Regions from separate parts of the Homo sapiens genome. Here regions 1, 2 and 3 are each linked to region 4. Evidence: read pairs that join two places in POLR2A ChIA-PET (ENCODE). Cell type or tissue: OCI-LY7. All regions are shown on one strand. Each heading gives the region's core, and the rest is flanking DNA. Links, peaks and the distances in the headings are about the cores only.

What was found. Peaks named below come from ENCODE experiments on the same cell type or tissue, not always from the same donor. Only the 100,000 strongest peaks of a DNase experiment are listed, where the experiment ranks them.
Region 1: POLR2A ChIA-PET joins it to region 4 with 5 read pairs; 4 of 35 experiments call an interaction of 5 or more read pairs at or near these places.
Region 2: POLR2A ChIA-PET joins it to region 4 with 5 read pairs; 6 of 35 experiments call an interaction of 5 or more read pairs at or near these places.
Region 3: POLR2A ChIA-PET joins it to region 4 with 8 read pairs; 3 of 35 experiments call an interaction of 5 or more read pairs at or near these places.

What each region holds. Positions count from the first base shown.
Region 1 is chr1:155,814,518-155,819,517 of GRCh38, forward strand. It overlaps GON4L (gon-4 like), which reads right to left. Exons shown (of 32, transcript NM_001282860.2): 7 at 1,695-1,745; 8 at 1,288-1,383. Among named protein-coding and RNA genes, the nearest start is that of GON4L, 40 kb to the right of the region's middle. In OCI-LY7, for the core only: no CTCF peak of the experiment used is centred there; a DNase peak (open chromatin) is centred at 2,034; H3K4me3 peaks cover 689 bases; H3K27ac peaks cover 2,616 bases.
Region 2 is chr1:155,525,200-155,532,301 of GRCh38, forward strand. The region is part of intron 1 of ASH1L (ASH1 like histone lysine methyltransferase); the gene reads right to left. Among named protein-coding and RNA genes, the nearest start is that of ASH1L-AS1, 33 kb to the right of the region's middle. RefSeq lists an enhancer at 4,979-5,480. In OCI-LY7, for the core only: no CTCF peak of the experiment used is centred there; DNase peaks (open chromatin) are centred at 4,252 and 4,892; H3K4me3 peaks cover 1,562 bases; H3K27ac peaks cover 2,775 bases.
Region 3 is chr1:155,485,293-155,493,550 of GRCh38, forward strand. All of the region lies in intron 2 of ASH1L (ASH1 like histone lysine methyltransferase), which reads right to left. Among named protein-coding and RNA genes, the nearest start is that of ASH1L-AS1, 73 kb to the right of the region's middle. In OCI-LY7, for the core only: no CTCF peak of the experiment used is centred there; no DNase peak of the experiment used is centred there.
Region 4 is chr1:155,377,223-155,382,222 of GRCh38, forward strand. ASH1L (ASH1 like histone lysine methyltransferase) reads right to left here. Exons shown (of 28, transcript NM_018489.3): 8 at 2,821-2,894; 9 at 1,281-1,326; 10 at 1,059-1,167. Among named protein-coding and RNA genes, the nearest start is that of MIR555, 33 kb to the left of the region's middle. In OCI-LY7, for the core only: no CTCF peak of the experiment used is centred there; a DNase peak (open chromatin) is centred at 2,589.

The sequences.
Region 1 (5,000 bases), core at 1-5,000, 440 kb after region 4:
CAAGAGAAGGAATCATAAAATATCAATCACTCAGCCTGGCCAACATGGTGAACACCCGTCTCTGCTAAAAATACAAAAATAAGCCAGGCGCGGTGGCGTGCACCTGTAATCCCAGCTACTCGGGAGGCTGAGGCAGGAGTATCACTTGAATCCAGGAGATGGAGGTTGCAGTGAGCCGAGATCACGCCACTGCACTCCAGCCTGGGTGGCAGAGCGAGACTCTGTCTCAAAAATAAATAAATAAATAAATAAAATCCATCACTCAACTAGTTACAGTAACAGAAAATAAAATTTAAATAGAAACTTAAAGGCCAGGTGCAGTCAGTGTCTTATGCCTGTAATCCCAGCACTTTGGAAGGCCGAGGCGGGTGGATCACTTGAGGTCAGAAGTCCGAGACCAGCCTGGCCAACATGGCGAAACCCCATCTCTACTAAAAATACAAAAATTAGCCAGGCATGGTAGCGCACGCCTGTTAATTCCAGCTACTCAGGAGGCTGAGGCAGGAGACTTGCCTGAACCCGGGAGATGGAGATGGCAGTGAGCCAACATCGCACACTGCACTCCATGGGCAACAGAGGAGACTCAAAAAAAAAATCCTAAAGGTGGGGACAGGGATCAGATCACTATCCTAATCTGCATTACAAAGTGTAAGGCCTTGGTCTAAAATCCTTTTACAAAACAATTCAAAGAACACATTAAGAAACAAGTCAAAGAACATATTAACACAGCAATGAAAGGGAACGAAGTATAGCTAAAACCAATAGTATAAATGAATCTCAAAAGCTTAATGTTGAATTTTAAAAAGCTAGGAACAAAACATATAAACATGGGTCCATTTATATAAAGTTCAAAACAGTAACAATTGAACTACAGTGTGTAGAGATACATATTGAGGTGATACAACTATAAAGAAAAGCAAAGAAATAATTACTAAAAGGCAGGGTAGTGGTTATTTTTAGGGGGAGGGAGGTGATTGTGACTGGGGAGGGTATACAGGGGTTGTCCTAGTAATGATATATTTCTTGACTTTGCTATGAGTTTCATGAGGATTTGCATTATAATAACCAAAGCTATACATTTTTATTCTATGCACGTTTCTATGCTGTATTTCATAATACAACAAATTCTAAAATTAAGGGAGTATAAAGGGCAGAAAAACAGCTTAAAGCACAGAAATGAGCTGAAAAAAGAACCATGTCTCAATCCTCTCTACAAGTGACATTACTAAGGAAGCAAAGTATACCCTGCTCTATTAAGACAAATATTACCAACTAACATTCACTGACCTCTTCAGCAGTTTCATCTTCTTCTTCATCATCCGGCTGGTATTCTTCATCTGAGGAATCATCTTCTTCAAGGTGGATATCCACAAACTGAGGAGGCTACATTAGTACAATTAGAAAGAAATGAAGTAATGGGAAACACAAATCATACGTATTTGGAAAATAAGGGGAAGAAGCAGGGCAGAAAAAAAAAAAATCCTAAGAGCATAATGTACAGCTAAAGCAAATAACACGAGGCAGAGGTTAAAGTGAATTCCATGAGATACAAACCTAAGAGTAATAGAATGGAAAAAAACAAAGCTGGAATTAAAACAAAGATTGATCAAGAAAAGTTAAAGAGGAAGTACTTAAGTTTCAAAACCGATGAAGTCTTTCTGGAAAAGAATAACAATTATTTCTTCCAAGTTTACCTTAATTTCATTGGCCTTCTTAATTGGTGAAATATTCCATGTTGGAATTACCTACCAACAAAGAATATAAATAATTAAGTTATCTTAACTGAAATAATTGTTTTTCATGTTTACTTCCTCTGTACCATCACTAACAGCCATATACTTAACAAGTAACTGCAGTGATCTAGAGGTGTTGATTATCCCTGAGGGTATACTCTCAATTATTTGTCAGAGTTAGAAAGAAGAAACCAGGAAAGAATCTATTACTGTCATTAGCATTTCTGCCTTACACCTGGTAAGCCTCACTTCTTTCTATAAATGAAGAAAACAATGTCTACCTTGTTCATATCACAGCTGCGGTTTACATGGAACAACAGATGTGACAACTATTTATAAACTATTAAACTACACAAACCTAAGATATTTTGGTTACAGTAGTCTTTTAACAGCAATATATTTTTGTAATCAGTTACATGAATCCACCATAAGTACAACTCCAAAAAGCCAGCCATGAAAAGCTTTTATGGACTATTCTGCCTATGGGGTAGCCCTGCTCTGCCTATGGGCTTTTTTTTTTCTTAAAAAAAAAAAAAAAAAAAAAAGCTTTTACCAGGGCATTTAGGGCAAAGTTTCATGTTGTCCACACTTATTTTTCCAATAGTACAGGAAAAAACAACACAGAGAGATATAAAGCAAATATGGCAAAATATTACTCTTGGAATTTAGATTCATTGTAACAATCTTTCAACTTTTTGAATGTTTGAAAATTTTTATAAGAGCTAGGGGGAAAGTTTTTCTTGTTTTTGTTTTTGTTTTGAGACAGGATCTTGCCCTGTTGCCTAGGCTAGAGCAGCAGCACAATCAGAGCTCACTGCAGCCTCAAATTCCTGAGCTCAAGCGATCCTCCTGCCTCAGCCTACTAATTAGCTAGGACTACAGGCATGCCTCCTCACCAGGCCTCACTAATTTTTTAAATTTTTTGTAGAGATGGAGTCTCATTAGGTTTCCCAGGCTGGTCTCAAAATCCTGGGCTCAAACAATCCTCCCACCTTAGCCTCTCAAAGCACTGGGATTATAGGTGTGAGCCACCACATCTAGCCTAAAGAACTTTTTTAAAGTTCTTATATACTGCTGATAAAATGCCATTGAGGATGTATAATTTCTTGACCATTTAATTGTAACCCAACCAAAAGCACCTTATGAACAAAAGCCAACTGGCCATTAGGTTCTGTCTCTAAAAGGAGTCTTAGCTTCTCAAATCAAATCAGCCCTGCTATGTTCTGACCATTTATCTAGTGCTGTGTAGGTGGGACCAATATAGGGTAAAGGGAATGATGTGATTCAGGCCCATTTCCCTTTCCTACCTACTGCCAAATCCATTAGAAAGGCAAGCCAGCATTCAGAAGTGTGTTGGAGTCAGTCTAGTAAGAATTAAGAAGGCCAAGTATAGCGGCTCATGCCTGTAATCCCCCCATGTTGGGAGATCAAGGCAGAAGGATCACTTGAGCCCAGGAGTTTGAGTTCAGCCTGGGCAACACATTAAGACCCTATTTCTACAAAAGAATGTTTCAAAAAAACCAATTAGCTGGACATGGTGGCACATGCCTATAGGCCTAGCTGTCTGCGAGGCTAAGGCAGGAAGATCCCTTGAGCACAGGAAGGAGTTCAAGGCTGCAGTGAGCTATGATTAGGCCACTGTACTCTAGCCTGAGCAACAGAGCAAGTCACTGAAAAAAAAAAAAAAAAAAAGAAAGAATTAAGAAGCAAGAGACCTACATTTTAATACTTGCTCTCCTACGTAAACTATACCGTCTTGGATGGCCCAACTTCTCCACATCTATATTCATGGCCAATAAACATAATTCAGAGCCTAATTTGATCTCCTTGGATTTTTTTTCCCCAAATCAAATAAAGAATTAATGTTAATTATATTCTTTTTTTTTTTTAAGACAGAGTCTTGCTCTATCACCCAGGCTGGAGTGCAGTGGCATGGTCTCCGCTCACTGCAACCTCTCCCTCCTGAGTTCAAGCGATCCTCTCGTCTCTGTAGCTGGGATTACAGGCGCCCACCACACGCCCAGCTAACTGTTGTATTTTTAGTAGAGACGGGGTTTCGCCATGTTGGCCAGGCTGGTCTCAAACTCCTGACCTCAGGTGATCCAGCTGCCTCGGCCTCCCAAAGTGCTGGGATTACAGGCATGAGCCACCGTGCCCAGCCATGTTAATTATATTCTATATGTCAAGTAGACTTCATAGAACTTCCTCACTGATGGCTGCTTTCATCATAGCTACCACCTATTCATTTGTGAACACATCCTAGAGAAAGATGAAATTTCAATTTATGCAACAAGAGTTAGTCAACCAGACCAAAAAAAGTGATGTGATTGCCAAAAACAAAGGTCAATTTGACCTTAGGCTACATTAGGAGAAATATGTAATCTGGAACACTGTGGAGATAATCTAACTACTAGTCAAACCATATCTGGTTCAGTAGAGTCTTCTTTTGGCATACTTTTAAAAGGATATGGGACGGGCACAGTGGCTCACGCCTGTAATCCTAGCACATTGGGAGGACAAGGCGGGCGATCACATGGGTCAATTGGAAACCAGCCTGGCCAACATGGTGAAACCCCATCTCTACTAAAACTACAAAAATTAGATGCGTGTGGTGGTGCATGCCTATAATCCCAGCTACTCAGCAGGCTGAGGCATGAGAATCGCTTGAACCTGGGAGCCAGAGGTTGCAGTGAGCTGAGATCGCACCACTGCACTCCAGCCTAGGTGACAGAGTGAGACTCCATCTCAAAACAAAAAGGCCAGGCACAGTGGCTCATGCCTGTAATCCCAGTACTTTGGGAGGCCAAGGCGGGCAGATGATTTGAGGTCAGGAGTTTGAAACCAGGCTGGCCAAACATGGTGCAACCCCATCTCTAATAAAAATTTTAAAAAATACAAAAAAATTAGCCGGGCATGGTGGCACGCACCTGTAATCCCAGCTACTCAGGAGGCTGAGGCAGGAGAATCACTTGAGCTTGGGAGGCAGAGGTTGCAGTGAGCCAGAATTGTGCCACTGCACTCCAGCCTGGACGATGAAGCAAGACTCCCAAAATAAAAAGGGGGGGAGAAATTGGGGGATGTATAGCCAAGAAAAGAATGTTATGAAATAACATACTAGTTTTCTTCAACTGTAGGAAAAGTAATGTGGAAGAATACACCAATTCCTTTTCTTGCTTTTTTTTCTAGACAAGGTCTCGGTCTCATTACGTTGCCCAGGCTGGTCTTGAACTCCTGGCTTCAAGCAATCTTCCTACCTCCACCTCCCAA
Region 2 (7,102 bases), core at 2,103-7,102, 150 kb after region 4:
TCATGCCACTGGACTCCAGCCCGGGCAACAGAGCGAGACCCTATCTCAAAAAGTAAATTAAAAAAATAAACTCTAAAACAAAAAATAAAAAGTACAAAGTCCTATCTTCTCCATGATGGGCTCACAATCCTGAAGTCCAAAAAACTCTGAAATCCAAGTTTTTTCAAAACCTAGTGATAAAACTTGACACGGACCCATTTTAGTCTTAATTACCCTAATTTCCATGAATAATGATAAATTACAATGCAGAAGTATTAATGGGCTTGATTAAGTTAGTAAAGGATGCTACTACTCCCAAACACCACTGTGCCAGTTCACCCAATCTACATTTCTAAAAGCCAAAAAAAAAAAAAGAAGAAGAAGAAAAATAAGAAAAAAGAAAAACGTGTAACACTTGCAGGGAATTTTTTTAAAAAGAAAAAAACTTACGGCACCAACATTTGGGTAATGGATTCTAGACCTATGTTCTCAGACCTATATTTAAGCTTGCACTGACCTGATCCATCCCTGAATATTTATGATCCATATAAGATCACAATTAGGGCAATTAACTTTTTTCTTGTTCTGTATTTGTCAGCTATACCCCTCAACAGATTAAGTCCTCCCACCTCCCATCCCACCCCCTCAGATACCAAAATCTGACGATGCTCAAGTCACTTATATAAAATGGTATGGTATTTGCATACAGCCTATACACATGCTCCTGTATACTTGAAATCATCTCTGGATTACTTATAATACCTAACATAATGTAAATGATATATAAATAGTTATTAAACTGTACTTTAAAATTTTGTATAATTTTTTATTATTGTATTGTTATTTTTAATTTTTTCTAATATTTTTCATCCGCAGTTGGTTGAATCCACAGGTGCGGAATCACAGATAGGGAAGGCCAACTGTATAATTAAAATATAAGCTTCATGAGGATAGGAACCTCTTCTGGCTTGCTCACCACTGTAACCCCAGCAGCTGAAACAATGAATAGCACAAATTTTAGTACCCAATAAATAGCTGAATAAATGAATGAGTGAATTTTAAGGTTCCTGTAACTTCTAATACAATGATTGGCATGTAGCAAATGTCTTTTTTCCTGTTTTACATAACTTTATCTTGTGTTACAATGAGAAAACTATACACAAGTTTTTTCTTAATATGTTTATATTTCACATAGGTGGTTTTCTGTAAATTTACTAAAATATCCTAATTTCAGCACTAACATACTTCCAAATCATATTTTATACATCTTCTGTCTCTGTACCATCACAGCTAGTCTAAGAAAAACAATAACACTCAATGATCTCATTTTATATTCCTGACCACTAACTCCGAGTAAGCCCTTGGTGCTGCCAATACACTTCCCTAATCTATTCCCTCTACCACTCTCCTAAAAAACTATTTCATCCCATCTCCCCTTTCTTCATTGTCCCTAATTTTGCTTCCTATCTGATCACAGCAGTAGTCAGATAGGAAGCAGTAACAAACAGAAAAGTGCCACAAGTGCCCACCATATATCTACCTACCTTCCTACCTGTGTCTGTTCCTATAGTCTGACTGCCTTCCTATCACAATATATAAACGATCTCTCCTTTCAACCTCTTCATTTAGGCAACTATCTCCTTTCTCTCTCACATCATCCATTTCTCATATTTCCTCTGAATAATGCCAATAAGCCTGAAAACAAAAACATACTATAATATCTCTCATGGAAGAAAATTCCTCTTAGCCGAGCAAGATGGCTCACGCCTGTAATCCCAGCAGTTGGGAGGCCAAGGCGGGCAGACCTCACTTGAGGTCAGATACTCAAGACCAGCTTGGCCAACGTGGTGAAACCCCATCTCTACCAAAAATATAAGAAATTAGCCAGGTGTGGTGGCGCATGCCTGTAATCCCAGCTACTCAGGAGGCTGAGGCAGGAGAATTGCTTGAACCCGGGAGGCAGAGGTTGCAGTGAGCCAAGATGGTGCCACTGCACTCCAGCCTAGGTGACAGAGCGAGACTCCGTCTCAAAAAAAAAGAAAAAAAAAAATTCCTCTTGACTCCACATCCTCCACCATCTTCCCATTTCTCTGTTCCTCTTCACAACAAAATTGTTAGAATTCTCTATATTGTCTATTCTCCCTGACCTCCAATCCTTGCTTTTTCTCTTGAACATACTGATTATACTTTCACTGCCACCCCTCCATAGAAACTGCTAGTCAAGGTCACCAACAACCTCCACATTGCTAAGAAGAATGATCAATTCTCAGTCCTCTCATCTTACCTGACCTATCAACAGAATTTGGCACAGCTAAACAGCTCCCTCGCTACCTCACTTGACTTACGGGATACCTTTTTTTTTTTTTTTTTTTTTTTGAGTCAAGGTCTCTCTCTGTCACCCTGGCCAGAGTGCAGTGGCACAATCATAGCTCACTGCAGCCTCAAAATCCTGGGCTCAAGTGATTCTCCTGCCTCAGACCCCAAGTAGCTATTCCAAGTAGCTAGAAATACAGGCATGTGCCACCATGTCCAATTTTTTTTCACTGTTTTAGAGACAGGGTCTCACTAGGTTGCCCAGGCTAGTCTTCAAGTCCTGGCCTCAAGCAATCCTCCGACCTCAGACTCCCGAGTAGCTGGGATGACAGGCATGAGTCACCGTGCCCAGCTCTGGGACTCCTCTCTTGATTGTTCTTCCTCACTGGCTACTACCCTCTGTCTCCTTTGCAGGTTCTTTCCTTCCTCCATGACCTTTAAATACTGGAGTGACGCAGGGTACCCGGACCTCTTCCTTTTTCTATCTACACTCAGTTCCCAAATGACCAGATCCAGTCTTACGGCTTTAAATTTCATCTAACATTGATGATTCACAAATTTCTATCTTCAGATAGAGACTAGCTGAGACCTCTTTCTGGAACTTCAGATTCACATATCTAAATGCTTACTTGACATACTGACTGGATTGTGTAATAGATAGGCACTTAACATGTTTAAAATCAATTCATCTTTGCCCACTGCCCCAAATCTATTCTTCCTACAGGTTTCATTTCAAAATATGGTAATTCCAAAGAGAAATATTTAGGCCAAAAATCTCTACCCATCCTTAATTGCTTTTTCTCTCAAACCCCTCATGTCCATTTGGTCAGCTAAGTTTGTCAGCTTTACCTTCAAAATGTATGCAGAATCTAACCAGTTGTCATTACTCTGACAGCTATTAGATCCAAGTGATGATAAATATGTGAATGGATTATTGCAATAGCTTTTTTTTTTTTTAAAGAAAGAGGTTTATTTAAAGGAATTGCTCACATGATTATGGAAGCTGGCCAGTCCCAAAATCTGCAGGGTGGGTCAGTGGCAGGCTGAAGACCCAGGAAGACCCAATGTTTTCATTCTGCTGGCAGACTTGCCTCTTACTGAGGAGAGGTCAATCTTTTGTTCTGTTAATGCCTTCAGTTGAGTAGATGAAGTTCCTCCCCAACATTATGGAGGGTGATCTGCTTAACTCAAAGTCCATTGATTTATTGATTTTTTAATATATTTAACTTTTATTCTAAGTTCAGGGGTACATGTGCAGGTTTGTTACGTGGGTAAACTTGTGTCATGGGGGTTTATTTCATCACCCAGGTATTAAGCCTAGTACCCATTAGTTATTTTTCCTGATTCTCTCCCTCTTCCCACCCTCCACCCTCCAATAAGCCCCAGTGTGTGTTGTTCCCCTCTATGTGTCCATGTGTTGTCATCATTTAGCTCCCATTTATATGTGAGAACATACAGTATTTGATTTTCTGTTCCTGCACTAGTTTGCCAAAGATAATGGCCTCCACTCCATCCATGATCCTGCCAAGTACATGATCTCATTTTTTTTTTGTGGCTCCATAGCATTTCATGATGTATATGTACTACATTTTCTTTATCCAGTCTACCATTGGTGGGCATTTAGGTTAATCCCATGTCTTTGCTATTGTGAATAGTGCTGCAATGAAGATACGCATGCATCTGTCTTTATGATTTATATTCCTTTGGGTATATACCCAGTAACGGGACTGCTGAGTCAAATGTTATTTCTGTTTTTAGGTCTTTGAGGGATGACCACAGTCTTCCACAATGGCTTAACTAATTTACACTCCCACCAATAGTGTATAAGCACTCCTTTCTCTCTGCAACCTTGCCAGCATCTTTTTTTTTTTTTTTTTGACTTTTTAATAGCCATTCTGAATGATGTGAGATGGTCTCACTGTGGTTTTGATTTGCATTTCTTGAATGATCAGTGATGTTGAGCTTTTCCTCATGATTGTTGGCTGCATGTATGTCTTCTTTTGAGAAGTGTCTGTTCATGTCCTTTACCCACTTTTTAATCATTTTTTTTCTCATAGATTTGCTTAAGTTCCTTACAGATGCTGACATTAGACCTTTGTCAGATGCATAGCTTGCAAAATGCAACATGCTTCTAACTGGTTCCTTGCTTCAACCCTCATATCTCTTCCAGTCTTCTCAATTCAGTTGCAGGGTGATCCTTTCAAAGCCTGATTCAGATCATGTCACTCCTCTGCTCAAAACCCTTTCGTAGGCTTCCTATCTCCCTCAAAGCAGAAGCCAAAATTTTTTAAATGGTCTAAAGATCCAATTTAATTTGTCCTAAAGTCCTCTCTACCTCTCTTCCATCGCCTACCAGTCTCCTCACTTAGTTCCAAGAAGGAGGTACAAAAGTTTCCCTTCTGGTGGAGATTGCAGTGAGCCGAGATTGCGCCACTGCACTCCAGCCTAGGTAACAGAGCAAGACTCTGTCTCAAAAAAAAATAAAAAAAATAAAAAAAAAAGAAGTTTCCCTTCTGTTTCTCAAACACAACAAAAATACTCTTTACCTTGGGACCTTTGCACTTACCATTCCGCTTGACAGAACACCCTTTCCCCAGATAATTGCATATCTTGCTCTTTCACTTCCTTCGTATCTTTGTCTAAACGTAATTTTACAGAAGAAGCATTTCCTAAAAAAAACACCTATCCCCCCACCACCCTCTACTCACATTCAGTATCCTATTTTATTCTCATACTCTTCTTACCACCTGGTGTACTATATATTTGTTGTGTACATCTTTCCATTGAAATTTGAACTCTACCAGGAAATAGACTTATCAGTTTGGTTCACTGCTATATCCCAGCACGTAGAACACTAGCTGGCATATAGTAGGTGTTCAATAAATATTTGTAGAATTAATTCCCTGACTTATGTGGGTTATATTTTACGAGCTTCAAATTGTCCCCTTTCTAGGCCGGGCTCAGTGGCTCACGCCTGTAATCCCAGCACTTTGGGAGGCCAAGGCAGGCAGATCACTTGAGGTCAGGAGTTTGAGACCAGCCTGGCCAACATGGTGAAACCCCGTCTCTACTAAAAAAAAAAAAAAATACAAAAATTAGCTGGGCATGGTGGCACGCTCCTGTAATCTCAGCTACTCAGGAGGTTGAGGCAGGAGAACTGTTTGAACACAGGAGGTGGAGGTTGCAGTGAGCCAAGACTGTGCCACTGCACTCCAGCCTGGGTGACAGACCAAGACTCTGTCTCGGGAAGGAAAAAAAAAAATCAAAAAAATTAGCTGGGCATGGTGGCACGTGCCTATCGTCCCAGCTACCCAGGAGGCTGAGGTGGGAGGATCACCTGAGTCTAGGAGGTCGAGGCTGCAGTGAGCCATGATCACAGCACTGTACTCTAGCCCGGGCAATCAAACAATAAGCTGGGTATGGTGGGACACACTTGTAGTCCTAGCTACTCCAGAGGCACTCCAGCCTGGCCAACAGAGTGACACTCTGTCTCAATCAATCAATCAATATTAAAAAATTAGCTGGGTGTGGTGGGACACACCTGTAGGCCTAGTTACTCTGGAGGCTGAGATGAGAAGATCACTTGAGCCCAAGTGTTCAACACTGGAGTGAGCTAGAATCGTGCCACTGCACTCCAGTCTGGGCAATAAAGAGAGACCCCCATCTCAAAAAACAGATGTAACAAAAAACCCACAACATTTTACAATTTGGAAAAAAAAAAAAAGAATTGCTTTTATATTCATTACTCACAAATGCATACATTTTAAATTTTCCCATTACAATTTTTGTAATGAAAGAATTCCATGTCTTAATATGTATAACTGCAAAATTTATATGTATAAATGAAGAATTTCAGCATTTTTCCAAAGAATTCTTTTTTTTTTTGAAACAGAGTCTCCCTGTCACCCAGGCTGGAGTGCAGTGGCGTGATCTCGGCTCACTGCAACCTCCGCCTCCCGGGTTCAAGCAAAGAATTCATTTTTTATCTGCACTTAATTCCCTTTCAAAACATTACAGAGAAAGGTCTGACAGAAACATGATTCTCATTTTAAAAATGAAAAAAAATTATAAAACTTAATCCAAGTGACACATATTATTACATAAATAGCAGAGTACCAATAAACTGAAAAGAGATTTGAAAACATTTATTTCCCCCCCTAAAAATGTATATGAGAAGAGAGAAATACTACATTTCCCTAACATGATCAAGGAGAAAAACGAACAGTATGCTTACAGGCATATTTTGAGAATCCATTTAGGTAGTAAAACTGGAAAATCATGATTGGCAAACCCCACATACCAAATTTAAGAGTTTCTAGTCAAGATAAACCCAAATTCTGAAGATATTTCACAACAGAGTGCTTTTTATCTGCTGAATGTAAACTGCTTGAAAAACAGTCCCTACAGCAGCTGCCAGAATGCTGTTTTTTGAACTTTCAAAGCAATGTTCATTGAGAATATCATTCTTTCAGCTTTTGGAAAAATATCTAAACAATCTAGGTTTTCCATCCAGGGGCAAGGATGCCATGTTGTAACACAACTTATTTTGGTTTCTACTACAATATATTCAACTTAAAATACATTTCCAAGGAAAAACACAGACCTAAGATTGCTAGAATCTCTTCACTCAAACAGGCAAACTCAATATTCATCTCACATGCAATTTTGGGATTTATGTTTTCAAATCTCTGGAACAATGTGGGACAGTCTGGTCCAAATTCAAAGGAAAGTAACACTGTACCTACAGCATTAAATACTTTTGCACAAATCATTACAGCATTAAGTAAACTCTTTAGAAAATTACTAACCA
Region 3 (8,258 bases), core at 1,773-6,772, 110 kb after region 4:
CCTCTACCTCTCTATTTTTTATTTTTATTTTTATTTTTTTTTAAGAGATGGGGTCTTGCTCTGTCACCCAGGCTGGAGTGCAATGGCATAGTCATAGCTCACTGCAGCCTTGAATGCCTGGGCTTAAGCCATCCTCCCCCCGCTCAGCCTTCTGAGTAGTTGGGCTAACAGGCACAAGCCATCTTGCCCAGCAAAAGAAAGTGGTAAATTGCCCTCAGTGAGCATATTACTGGTAATACATATAGTAATTTTGAATTTAGACAGATAGATGACTAACAGATACATAGATAAAATAGGTAACCATGTGAATATCACTAGGAACCAAAATGTTAGAAGCAAAAAACGTACAACTATAAAATCAAAGAAGTAAAAGGCTATACTTTTAAGATAGAATTAAAAATATATGAAGTCTATCTACCTCTCTATCCATTAAAATGCCTACAAACATCGACAACCCATTAGCAATGAACACCTCAAGACCGTGGTCTCTAAAACCATTTCCCATTAAAATGAATCAGGGCTCCTGCAGAAATGACTGTTTCCAAATATTAGACAAGAAATATAAAAGATGATCCTAGTGACAGGTATCTAACTCTAGTATCTTCACTTTGAACTAGTCACTATGTTTTTGTATTAAATTTCCCATAATGAAATGTGTCTATTGAAAAAAAAAAAAAAGTTCTTCCTAAGAGTAAAGTGAAATATATTTTTTTGCAACTTTCAGTTACTGGTCCAAGTCTCACTTTCTAAAAATCACAGAGTAAGTCTAATTCCTCTTCTTCCCAATGGCTGTCAGACATTTGAACTCAACCAAAATATTTAACTTCCTGACTCAACAGTTTCACTTCTTTCTGGTCATTTTCTGATGCAAGTGTTTTAAGTTTGTAAATATCCCTCTTTACATGTGGCACCTTTAAATGAACACAATACATGTGGTACTTGATTGACTCAGAATAAAGGGAACTATCTCTTCTTTTGGACTGGACCTTATAATTTTGCCCAAGGGCAAACTGGCTTTGACAGTCTCATATACTCAGACTTATGTTAACTTGAAAATTAAATAAACCCCACACACTTTCTTCACATTATATTAAAGAATCCCGGGGAGGTGGGGAAGGTTAATGGGTACCAAAAATAAAAAAAAAAAAATAGAAAGAATGAATAAATAAGACCTACTGTTGACAGCACAACAGTGTGACTATAGTCAATAATCATTTAATTGTACATTTTGAAATAACTAAAAGAGTATAACTAGATGGTGTGCAACACAAAGGATAAATGCTTGAGGGGATGAATACCTCATTCTCTATGATGTGATTATTACACACTGCATGCCTGTATCAAAACATCTCATGTATCCCATAAATACACTATGTATCCACAAAAATTAAAAATGAAAAAACAATTCCCATTCATTACTTTTATACTTTTAAAAACAAATATTAAGCAGTTTGTTTTAAATATTTTTAAACATATTTATGCCTGAAAATGACACTTCCAATTTTAAAACTTATCCTTAAAAATGTGAACTATGATTACACGCAATACCATGTATTACAGTTTAAAAAAAAAAAAAGAAAAAAAAAGCTCTGGCTGGGCACAGTGGCTCACGCCTGTAATCCCAGCACTTTGGGAGGCTGATGCGGGCAGATCACTCAAAGTCAGGAGTTCAAGACCAGACTGACCAACAGGGAGAAACCCCGTCTGAAATGAAAATACAAAATTAGCCGGGTGTGGTAGCACATGCCTGTAATCCCAGCTACTCGGAAGGCTGAGGCAGGATAATCGCTTGAACCCAGGAGGCGGAGGTTGCAGTGAGCTGAGATCATGCCATTGCAGTCCAGCCAGGGCAACAAGGATGAAACTCCACCTCAAAAGCAAACAAACATACAAAAAGCCTCACGAACAACACTGAATTAATGGAGCCAGAAAAACAGAGTACCTATTCTGACTTCATTTATATAAAGACCACAAAGAGGAAAAATTTATTATGATATTAAAAATAAAAAAAATTATTACTCATGGTAAGGACAGTAATGAGAAAGAAGCCCAAGGGGTTCTTACTGGGTGCTAGCAATGTCATACTACTTTTTTATTTTTTTTAAGACAGGGTCTCACTCTGTGGCCCAGGCTGGAGTGCAGTGACCTGATTCTAACTTTGAACTTCTAAGCTTAAGTGATCCTCCCACCTCAGCCTCCCAAGTCTGGGACTGCAGGCACAAGCCACCATGTCTGGCTAATTTTTTTGTGTTGTTTTTTGTTTTTTGGTTTTTTTGTAGAGATGAGGTCTTGCTTTGTTGCCCAGGCTAATCTCGAACTCCGGGGCTCAAGTGATTTTCCCTCAGCTTCCCAAAGTGCTGGGATTACAGGGGTGAGCCACCGCACCTGGCAAACACATTTCTTAATCTGAATGTTGGTTGTCCCATATGGCTGAGTTCATGAAAATTCGCTGAGCTGTTACATTTATGATGGGTATTTTTCTATATGTATGTTATACTTAAATAGGAAGTTATTTTTTAAATTCTGTCTAAAAGTAAAGTAGAAACATATTCAGCTTCCTTAATTGGCTAATGAATGTGTTCAAGCCTGGTTTTTCACTTTTTTTTTTTTTTTGAAATGGAGTCTTGCCCTGTTGCCCAAGCAGGAGCGCAGTGGCGCCATCTCGGCTCACTGCAACCTCCGCCTCCCGGGTCCAAGCAATTCTCTGCCTCAGCCTCCTGAGTAGCTGGGATTACAGGAGCCCGCCAGCAGGCCCAGCTAATTTTTGAATTTTTAGTAAAGACGGGGTTTCACCATCTTGGCCAGGCTGGTCTTGAACTCCTGACCTCGTGATCCACCCGCCTCAGCCTCCCAAAGTGCTGGGATTACAGGCATGAGCCATTGTGCCTGGCCTGGTTTTTCACTTTTACCTGAAATAAATATCTGAGAGAAATTAAAAGCAGTTTAAAACAGAGTTCATATCCCACAGTAAATGGTCTATGACTAAATAAGGCACACAGATAATTTGATGTTGGTTTCAAAAATCTTTTCTTCCAAATCCTGATACTATATAAAATAAATGAATGAGACAACATTAAGATTTTGAAGCCGGGTACGGTGGCTCATGCCTGTAATCCCGGCACTTTGGGAGGCCGAGGTGGGCAGATCACGAGGTCAGGAGAGTGAGACCATCCTGGCCAACATGGTGAAACTCGCCTATACTAAAAATACAAAAAAAAAAAAAAAAAAAAAATTAGCAGGGTGGCGCATGCCTGTGGTCCCAGCTACTCAAGAGGCTGAGGCAGGAGAATCACTTGAACCCAGGAGGCGGAGGATGCAGTGAGCCGAGATCACACCACTGTACTCCAGCCTGGGCAACAGAGCAAGACTCTGTCACAAAAAAAAAAAAAAAAAAAAAAAAAAAAAGATTTTGAAAACTGTATTTGGTACTGATGATATTATCCTCTTACACTTGTAAGAACACTTTAAAATGACTGATAAGAGTTATCACTTTAAGAGAGCATATTATCAATTAGGCACTGAAAAAGATGCTGTATTAAAACATGATATTAAGCATGTAATTTTTTCCAACAGAAAAATAGCTTTAGTCCACATATAAAATACTCTCATTTAAAAAAAAGAACCAAAGTATAAATAATACCTTTCATGAATAAAGACTTTACATTTCAGATATTTTACCATATACATCAAAATAAACAAGTGTACATTCTTTTATACAAATGGAGCCAACAATGCTTGCTGTTTTGTAGCCCATTTGCTTTAAATGATATGACACCTTTATGTGTAAATAAGAGTTAGATGTTAAATTCAACAGTTTCACAATAGTTCATAATTCATAAAATCAACCACCTACTGACTGTAATTAAATAGTTTCTGGCTTTTTGTTACTATAAATAATATGTGGGCGCGGTGGCTCACACCTGTAATCCTAGCACTTTGGGAGGCCGAGGAGGGCAGAACATCAGGTCAGGAGTTTGAGACCAGCCTGATCAATATGGTGAAAACACCATCTCTACTAAAAATACAAAAAAATTAGCTGGGTGTGGTGGTGCGCACCTGTAATCCTAGCTACTCAGGAGGCTGAGGCAGGACAATCACTAGAACTCGGGAGGCAGAGGTTGCAGTGAGCCGAGATTGTGTCACTGTACTCCAGCCTGGGAGACAGACCGAGGCTCTGTCTCAAAAAAAAAAAAAAGGGCTGGGCACGGTGGCTCACACCTGTAATCCCAGCACTTTGTGAGGCCAAGGCAGGTGGATCACGAGGTCAGGAGATCAAGACCACAGTGAAACCCCGTCTTTACGAAAAATACAAAAAATTAGACGGGCATGGTGGCGGGTGCCTGTAGTCCCAGCTACTCGGGAGGCTGAGGCAGGAGAATGGTGTGAACCTGGGAGGCGGAGCTTGCGGTGAGCTGACATTGCACCACTGCACTCCAGCCTGGGCAACAGAGGGAGACACTGTCTCAAAAAAAATAAATAAATAAATGGGGAGACACTGTCTCAAAATAAATAAATAAATAAATAAATAAATAAATAAATAAATAACAATATGGTAAACATCCAATTGCATTTTTCTTTCCATACTTGTTCAATTACTTCCTTCAGGTAAATTTTTAAAGGTGAAAGTACAAAGCTGAAGGGCATATGCATTAGTTACACACTAGACAATGACATGTAAGACTTTTTTTTTTTTTGAGACGGAGTCTCGCTCTGTTGCCCAGGGTGGAGTGCAGTGGTGCCATCTCGGCTCACTGCAAACTCCGCCTCCCAGGTTCACACCACTCTCCTGCCTCAGCCTCCCAAGTAGCTGGGACTACGCCCGCCACCATGCCCGGCTGATTTTTTGTATTTTTAGTAGATATGGGGTTTCACCGTGTTAGCCAGGATGGTCTCGATCTCCTGACCTTGTGATCTGCCCACCTCGGCCTCCCAAAGTGCTGGGATTACAGGTGTGAGCCACCATGCCCGGCCAAAAAAGACTTTTTATTTCCAATTGTCAGTATGTAAGATGTCACAACCTTATATAAAGACATCCAGGGTTGGGCGTGGTGGCTCATGCCTGTAATCCTTGCACTTTGGAAGGCCAAGGTGGGTGGATAATTTGAGGTCAGGAGTTCCAGACCAGCTTGGCCAACATGGTGAAACCCCATCTCTACTAAAAATACAAAAAAAAAAAATCCAGCTGGAAGTGGCAGCACATACCTGTAATCCCAGCTTCTGAGGTAGGCTGAGGCAGAATTGCTTGAACCCAGGAGACGGAGATTGCAGTGAGCAAAGATCGCACCACGGCACTCCAGTATGGGCTACACAGCCAGACTACGTCACACACACACACACACACACACACACACATACACACACACTCTCTCTCTCTCTTTTTCTGGCCAGGCCTCGTGGCTCACACCTGTAATCCCAACACTTTGGGAAGCTGAGGCAGGAGGATTACTTGAACCTAAGAGTTTGAGACTACCCTGTGCAACACAGGGAGACCCCCTTCTCTACAAAAAATAAATCTCCAAAATTAGCTGGGCACAGTGGTGCATGCCTGTAGTTTCAGGTACATGGGAGGCTGAAGTGGAGAATGGCTTGAGCCAGGAGGTCAAGGCTGCAGTGAGCCATGAGCCATGATCACACCACTGCACTCTAACCTGGGAGACAGGGTGAGACCCTGATTCCAAAAAAAAAAAAAAAAAAAAAAAAAAAAAAAAAAAAAAAAAAAAAAGACTTCCTATTGCATTTGTTTATATTTGACTTATCTATTATTCTAAACGTCTTTTCACATGATTTTGCTGGCCATCTGTATTTCTCCTGCAGTGAAAAGCTGTTCAAGATCCTGGTCCATATTTTTCTAAATTGTGGAGGTCATTTCTAATTTAGATGGGCCCTTAATATAATACTTCTTTCTCACATGTTGCACATTTTTCCCAATTTACCAGCTCTCTTTCACCTACTATTCTTCTTGAAGTTAAAATCTTAAACAAAAGGTTTTAAAAATTTTTATTAAAAAGTGAAAGGCCCAGGCTGGTCTTGAACGCCTGGCCTCAAGCAATCTCCTGCCTCAGCCTCCCAAAGTGCTAGGACTACAGGTATGAGCCACTGTGCCTGGCCAAAATCTTTTATGTATTCAAATACTTATGAAAAACTGTACTAATTACCTCACATATTCCTTACAACCACCATATAGTGAAATTACTATAACTATCCTCATTTAAAAGATTAAAGAGTGGTTTAGACATTGGCTAACTTGCTCAAGGTCACTTAACCAGTAAATGATTAAGAAATAATTTAAACATAGTCTGATTTCATAACTAAAGTGCTTAATCACTGCATTAAATAAAATAGTCTCTTTAACTTTATAGGTTTGTTTTGGGGTTTTTTCTCTCTCTCATTTTTTTGAGACTGAGTTTAGCTCTATCACCCAGGCTGGAGTGCAGTGGCTCAACCTCGGCTCACTGCAACCTCCGTCTCCTGGGTTCAAGCAATTCTTGTGCCTCAGCCTCCCAAGTAGCTAGCTGGTTTACAGGGACCCACCACCACGTCTGGCTGATTTTTATATTTTTAGTAGAGATGGAGTCTCACCATGTTGGCCAGGCTGGTCTCGAACTCTGGACCTCAAGCGATCCACTCACCTCAGCCTCTCAATGTGCTGGGATTACAGGCGTGAGTCACCGTACCCAGCTCTCTTTTTTTCATTCATGAAAAAATATATTCCAGCCTAAGGTGGAATATAGTTTTGTTTACTTTTTTTTTTTTTTTTTTTTGATGGAGTTTCACTCTTGTTGCCCAGGCTAAGAGTGCAATGGTGCAATCTTGGCTCACCGCAACCTCTGCCTCCCAGGTTGAAGTGATTCTCCTGCCTCAGCCTCCCGAGTCGCTGGGATTACAGGCATGTGCCACTGCACATGCACAGAATGCCTGGCTAATTCTGTATTTTTGGTAGAGACAGGGTTTCTCCACATTGGTCAGGCTGGTCTCGAACTCCCAACCTCAGCCGCCAGCCTCGGCCTCCCAAAGTGCTGGGATTACAGGCGTGAGCCACCACGCCCAGTCTTGTTTTCTTATACTTGGAAAAATCATGTCCTTCTAGACGACAATCTTCACTACACTTTCAATTAATTATTTTTCGGTTTCTTTTCGTTTTTCCTTTATTTGCCATGTTAAATTCTAAAAATATAATCTGGGGGTAGGGAAGCAGCCTTTATTCCAAAAGGTTTGCTCATTGTTCTAAGAACATTGCTCATTGTTCTAAGAACATTACTCATTTCATGCCCATTGATTATTTATAATTAATGTAATGTAATAACATACTTATTACATATTCTTATTCGTATTTGGATCTTACTCTAAATTCCTAAGGTTTTGTTTCATTCATATTTATGATTATTATTGTGCCACTAATATATGGATATTATAACTTCATAATAACGTTTGAATATTTGAAAACAAGTAGGTTTTTTTTTTTTCTTGTATTCCTATAGAAATTCTCTATTTTATTTACAACATTACTGAGATTTAACTCACATGCCATAAAATTCACCTTGTTTTTGTTTGAGACAAGGCCCGGTTCTGTTGCCCAGGCTAGAGTGCAGTGTCAATCTCAGCTTGCCACAACTTTTGCCCCCCCAAGCTCTAGCCAACATCCCACCTCAGCCTCTCAAGTAGCTGGGATCACAGGAATGCAACACCATGCCTGGCTAATTTTTTCTAGAGATAAGACACTCACTTTGTTGCCCAGGCTGGTCTCGAACTCCTGAGCTCAAGTGATCTGGCTACCTCAGCCTCCCAAAGTGTTGGAATTACAAGCATGTGCCACTGCACCCAACCAAATTCACCCTTTTAAAGTGCACAATTCAGTGGGTTTTTTTTAACTATAGTTACAGAATTGTGCAAATATCACCACTACTTTAATAACCTTTTCATCGGACTGTTTTTCCATACGTATACTTCCTCACAAACTTGAGATATGATTGAAGTTTTTAAAAAACCTCACATGGCTTTAACTTTGTATCTTAATGTAGAAAAACATATCTCAACATTAACTTTAGCTCTACAATAACAAAGTAAATGTATTTAGTCAAGCTTTTTCGTGTTTCTGGGTATTTATATCTATATAAATCCTAAACATGTGCTGTTAAATATATTTCTAAGTATTTCATAGATTCTGCTGTTTCTTTTATTAATAAATTCTTCTTGCTGTTACAGAATACTTTCTAACTATAACTGATAGTATTCAAGAACACTTGATTTCATTTTATAAT
Region 4 (5,000 bases), core at 1-5,000:
CTCCAATTCAGTTAGATTCCACACTTTATTTTCAGAGAGAGAATATATCCCCATATGAAGAGCATATCCCCTATATGCCGATGGTTTATCAACATACTTTTCTTCTAAAATATATTATGCCCTTCCTCTTCACTCTCACTGCCACTGTCCTATTCTGCTTCCTCATTGTGGCAACCATATATTGAGAGCTAGGAAGGTACCTAGGACTGTGCTTAATGTTTTATGAGCTGGGCACAGTATCACATACCTATAGTTCCAGCTACTCAGGAGGTTGAGGTAGGAGGACTACTTGAGCCCAGGAGTTTGAATCCAGCCTGGGCAACACAGTGAGACCCTATCTCTAAAAAAAACAAAACAAAACAAAACAAAAACCCCAAAACAAGAAAGCCAAAACTTCACAAACATTGTTTATCAACAGTCTCATATAATCTCCACAAACCCTCCATAGAGAAGGTAAGGTATTACTTTTATTAGATGCATTAAATAACTTTTCTCAGGTCTCATAAATAGTAAAAGGATTGGCTGGGCGCGGTGGCTCACGCCTGTAATCCCAGCACTTTGGGAGGCCGAGGCTGGTGGATCACGAGGTCAGATTGAGATCATCCTGGCTAATACGGTGAAATCCCATCTCTACTAAAAATACAAAAAAAATTAGCTGGGTGTGGTGGTGGGTGCCTGCAGTGCTGGCTACCAGGGAGGCTGAGGCAGGAGAATGGTGTGAACCCGGGAGGCGGAGCTTGCAGTGAGCCGAGATCGCGCCACTGCACTCCAGCCTGGGCGACAGAGGGAGACTCCGTCTCAAAAAAAAAACAAAACAAAACAAAACAAAAAAAACAAACAAAAAAAAAGTAAAAGGATTTAAACCAACGAAGGCACACACAAGACTCTAAATCTCATTCATTTTCTGTTTCTGTATTCCGCCCACCCATTATGGTTTATATATCTTTGTGCAACTTCTTGAAAAAAATCAAAGAGCCTATTTAACTGTACCCTCCAAAGGAAGTGTTGTATGTATACCTTAAAGCCTATGCTTTAGAGAAATCAAAGCATGACAGTACCTATTGAGGCAGTCATCAACACAGCCCTTCCTGGTGTCATCATCTGGCTTCTTACAGTTACAGGTGGTAGCTTCGTAACCAGAAAGGGGTTTGACATCAACGTAGACATCTTGAAAAGAAAGCAAAGAATAGTTTGTGAACATACAGGATAATTTTTCAAGTGCTAGGCTCAGAAGAACATTAACGTATAGAGGCAGAAAAAATAGCTCCTAAGTTACTCACTTGAACGAATTTTCTTATATAGTGGGACATCTGGCTTTTTGTATAGCTAGAAGAAAAGAAGAAAAATCTTGATATAGCATTTAACTTCAAATGCCAGACGGCAGCATCAATCACTAAAAATACAGGAAATTTTCTATGTGCTCTGCTCATCTGGAAATATTTACAAGACATTTTGGGTTGGATACATTTGAGGGAAACTCTTGGTGTGATCTCTTTTTACTCTGAAATAAAAGGTGAGAGAATAAGATTCAACAGAAGAAGCACTAAATAGTTTATACAAGTGGAATTACATGTTTCTTCAGCATGTTGTTGGATAGACTTAAATGAAAATCACACTGGAGACCAAAGCTATTCATTTGGACAAATTAAGATTCTATTTGCTTCTATCAAAAGAAAGGAAAACAACATGCATAGGACTTACTTAGATGTCTGGGTGGGTACATGAAATTAAAAAGATGAGTACCCTGGCTTTTCAGGTTGAGAATTATAGGAAAACATTTCAAATTTTAATTAAGGCAATTAATTTAGTGAATAAAGGAGAGAGGGCAGGCAGGCAAAATGGAGCTCTCACATTATAATCAAGAAGATATTAGAAAGAAAAAAAAAAAGAATGCATTAGAAGAGAGGCAGTCTTCCAGCATTTTGCCATAAGGGACTGTACAAAACAAACAGCAACTTGCACAAAGCTAGACTGTTTATTAATATATTGGAATAATCCCACCATTATTTTCTAGTCAGTATGTTCAAAGCATTCTCTCCTTCATTGTTAAAAACTCTGAGACAAATACCTAACATATTAATACTCTCAGAATTCAAGAGAGGCCATTGGAGAAGACAACGCAGAGGGGAATGTCAATTTTGGCTTTCCAAAATAAACCTTTGGTGGCATTTTGGCAGAACTCAAGAAATCTATTCACCTCAATTGCATGACTATTTCTATTTCCCAATGGTTGTTCTCAATATGAGACCTGGGGGCTATAAGCTAATACAAAAATCACTACGGGAAACTTTTCAATTTGGGAAGCAAGAGAAAAAACACGGCATCTTCCTGTTTTTAGTTACCAATATATTTAAAGATTTTTTAAAAGTGCAAGAGTGTTAAACATTTCCCTGCTTCCTTTGATAGAAGAATCTCTTTTGCATGTGAAAAATAAATTTCAAACTGATAAGAAGGAGCCAACAAAAATAAAGTCTGAAATTTCTTAGTGCTGCTGGCAGTACATCTAAATTCTCCTGAGACCTGCATCAAATAGAATTCTTACAGAACAAAATCTTTGCTACCAAAATAAAAGTCCAGAATAACAACAGAAGGTTGCCTAGGAAAGCAGGAACTTACTGCTATTTTGCAGTAAGAGTAAAGGCAAATAGGTCACATTAAAGATGGATGCAAATTCATTTTTCTTAGTCCTAACCTTCACAGGGACACTTCTGAAAACCTCCTAAGATGAAAACATAACAAGGGGAGAGAAAAACACTTGCATTTCCACCCCTCCCCCTTTACCACTTAAGAATGAAACCTGGTAAAACAGGCTCTCTGTACCTGATTGTGTTTCCACTGCCAAAGGATATCATAAGGAAGCTGGAAGTCAATTCTCTTTTGTCTTAGATACTTTCCTGAAACAAAAAACACTATTAATTTCAATACCTTTTCTAATATTTGCTTATACAAAGGTGTCAAACAGCTACAAGAACTAACATGTACTGACTAAAAAAATAAAGATTTAATTCTTTAAGGATTTTTCCATCACCAATTTTTAATTTTAGCTCTTCTTTCCCACTATACTCCACACGATATATGCCGAAGATATATTTTAAGTATAATAGTCTACATAAAACAACAAATACAGCAAAACTACAACCAAAAACACACAGGTCATTATGAAGCTTATTAAATATTTTATTATTATTAAAAATTATTAAGGGTACAGCATCTGGCACCTGCTCTTCATTATTACACATAACCTAAGGTTGATTACAAAAAGGAGAAATTCTTGTGTTTAAATAACTCGAGAAGTTTTCCAGGCAAATTTATGATCTTTTAACATTTTTTCCTACCTATTGAAATAGTATTTTTGTTTGATTTTTTTGTTTTTGTCTTATATAAAATTATTCAGCCTTAAAAAGAATGAAATTCTTTTTTTTTTTGAGATGAGGTTTCGCTCTTGCTGCCCAGGCTAGAGTGCAATGGTGCGATCTCGGCTCACTGTAACCTCCGCCTCCTGGGTTTAAGCGATTCTCCTGCCTCAGCTTCTTGAGTAGCTGGGATTACAGGCATGTGCTACCACACCCAGCTAATTTGTATTTTTTTTTTTTTTTTAGTAGAGACAGGGTTTCTCCATGTTGGTCAGGCTGGTCTTGAACTCCTGACCTAAGGTGGTCCACCTGCTTCAGCCTCCCAAAGTGCTGGGATTACAGGCATGAGCCACCGCACCTGGCCAAAAGAATGAAATTCTTATACATATAGTCATGTGCCAATGTTTTAGTCAACAATGGACTGCATATATGATGGTGGACCCAGAAGGTAATAAGGGAGCTGAAAAATTCCTCCTAGCTGTCATAACTTTGCAGTGCAAAGTGTTAATCATGTGTTTGTGGTGATGCTGGTGCAAATAAACCTATAGCGCTACCAGTTGAATACAAGCATAGCAGACATAATTAGGTATAATACATAATACTTGATAAAATGTCTTTGTTGCTGGTTTTATAATTAATATACTATACTTTTCATCATTATTTTAGAGTATACTCCTGCTTATTAAAAGACATCCTTGGCTGGGTGCAGTGGCTCATGCCTGTAATCCCAGCACTTTGGGAGGCCGAGGCAGGTAGATCACGAGGTCAGGCATTAGAGACAAGGCTGGCCAACATAGTGAAACCCTGTATTAAAAATACAAAAAATTAGCCGGGTGTGGTGGTGGGCGCCTGTAATCCCAGCTACTCAGGAGGCTGAGGCAGGAGAATTGCTTGAACCTGGGAGGCAGAGGTTGCAGTGAGCCAAGATTGCACCACTGCACTCCAGCCTGGACAATAGTGCGAGACTCCGTCTCAAAAAAAAACAAAAATCAAACAAACAAAAAAACCAACCTTGGCTGGGCGCAATGGTTCATGCCTGTAATCCCAACAACACTTTGGGAGGCTGAGGCAGGCAGATCACTTGAGGTCAGGAGTTCAAGACCAGCCTGGCCAACATGGTGAAACCCCAACTCTACTAAAAATACAAAAATTAGCTGGGTGTGGTGGCACACGCCTGTAATCCCAGCTACTTGGGAGGCTGAAATAGGAGAATCGCTTGAACCTGGGAGGCAGAGGTAGAGGTGGAGGTTGCAGTGTGTCAAGATCACGTACTGCACTCCAGCCTAGGCAACAGAGTGAGACACGGTCTCAAAAAAAAAGGAAAACAAAACAAAACAAAAAAACAGCCTTGCCAGGAGTGCTGGCCCACACCTGTAATCCCAGCACTTTGGGAGGCCGAGGTGGGTGGATCACTTGAGGTCAGGAGTTCGAGAACAGCCTGGCCAACATGGTGAAAGCCTGTCTCTGCTAAAAATACAAAAATTAGCTGGGTGTGGTGGCGCACACCTGTAGTCCCAGCTACTCAGGAGGCTGAGGCAGGAGAATTGTTTGAACTGGGAGGTGGAGGTTGCAGTGAGCCCAGATCGTGCCATTACACTCCAGCAGGCAACGACACAGACTCTGTCTCAAAAAACCAAACCAGGCTGG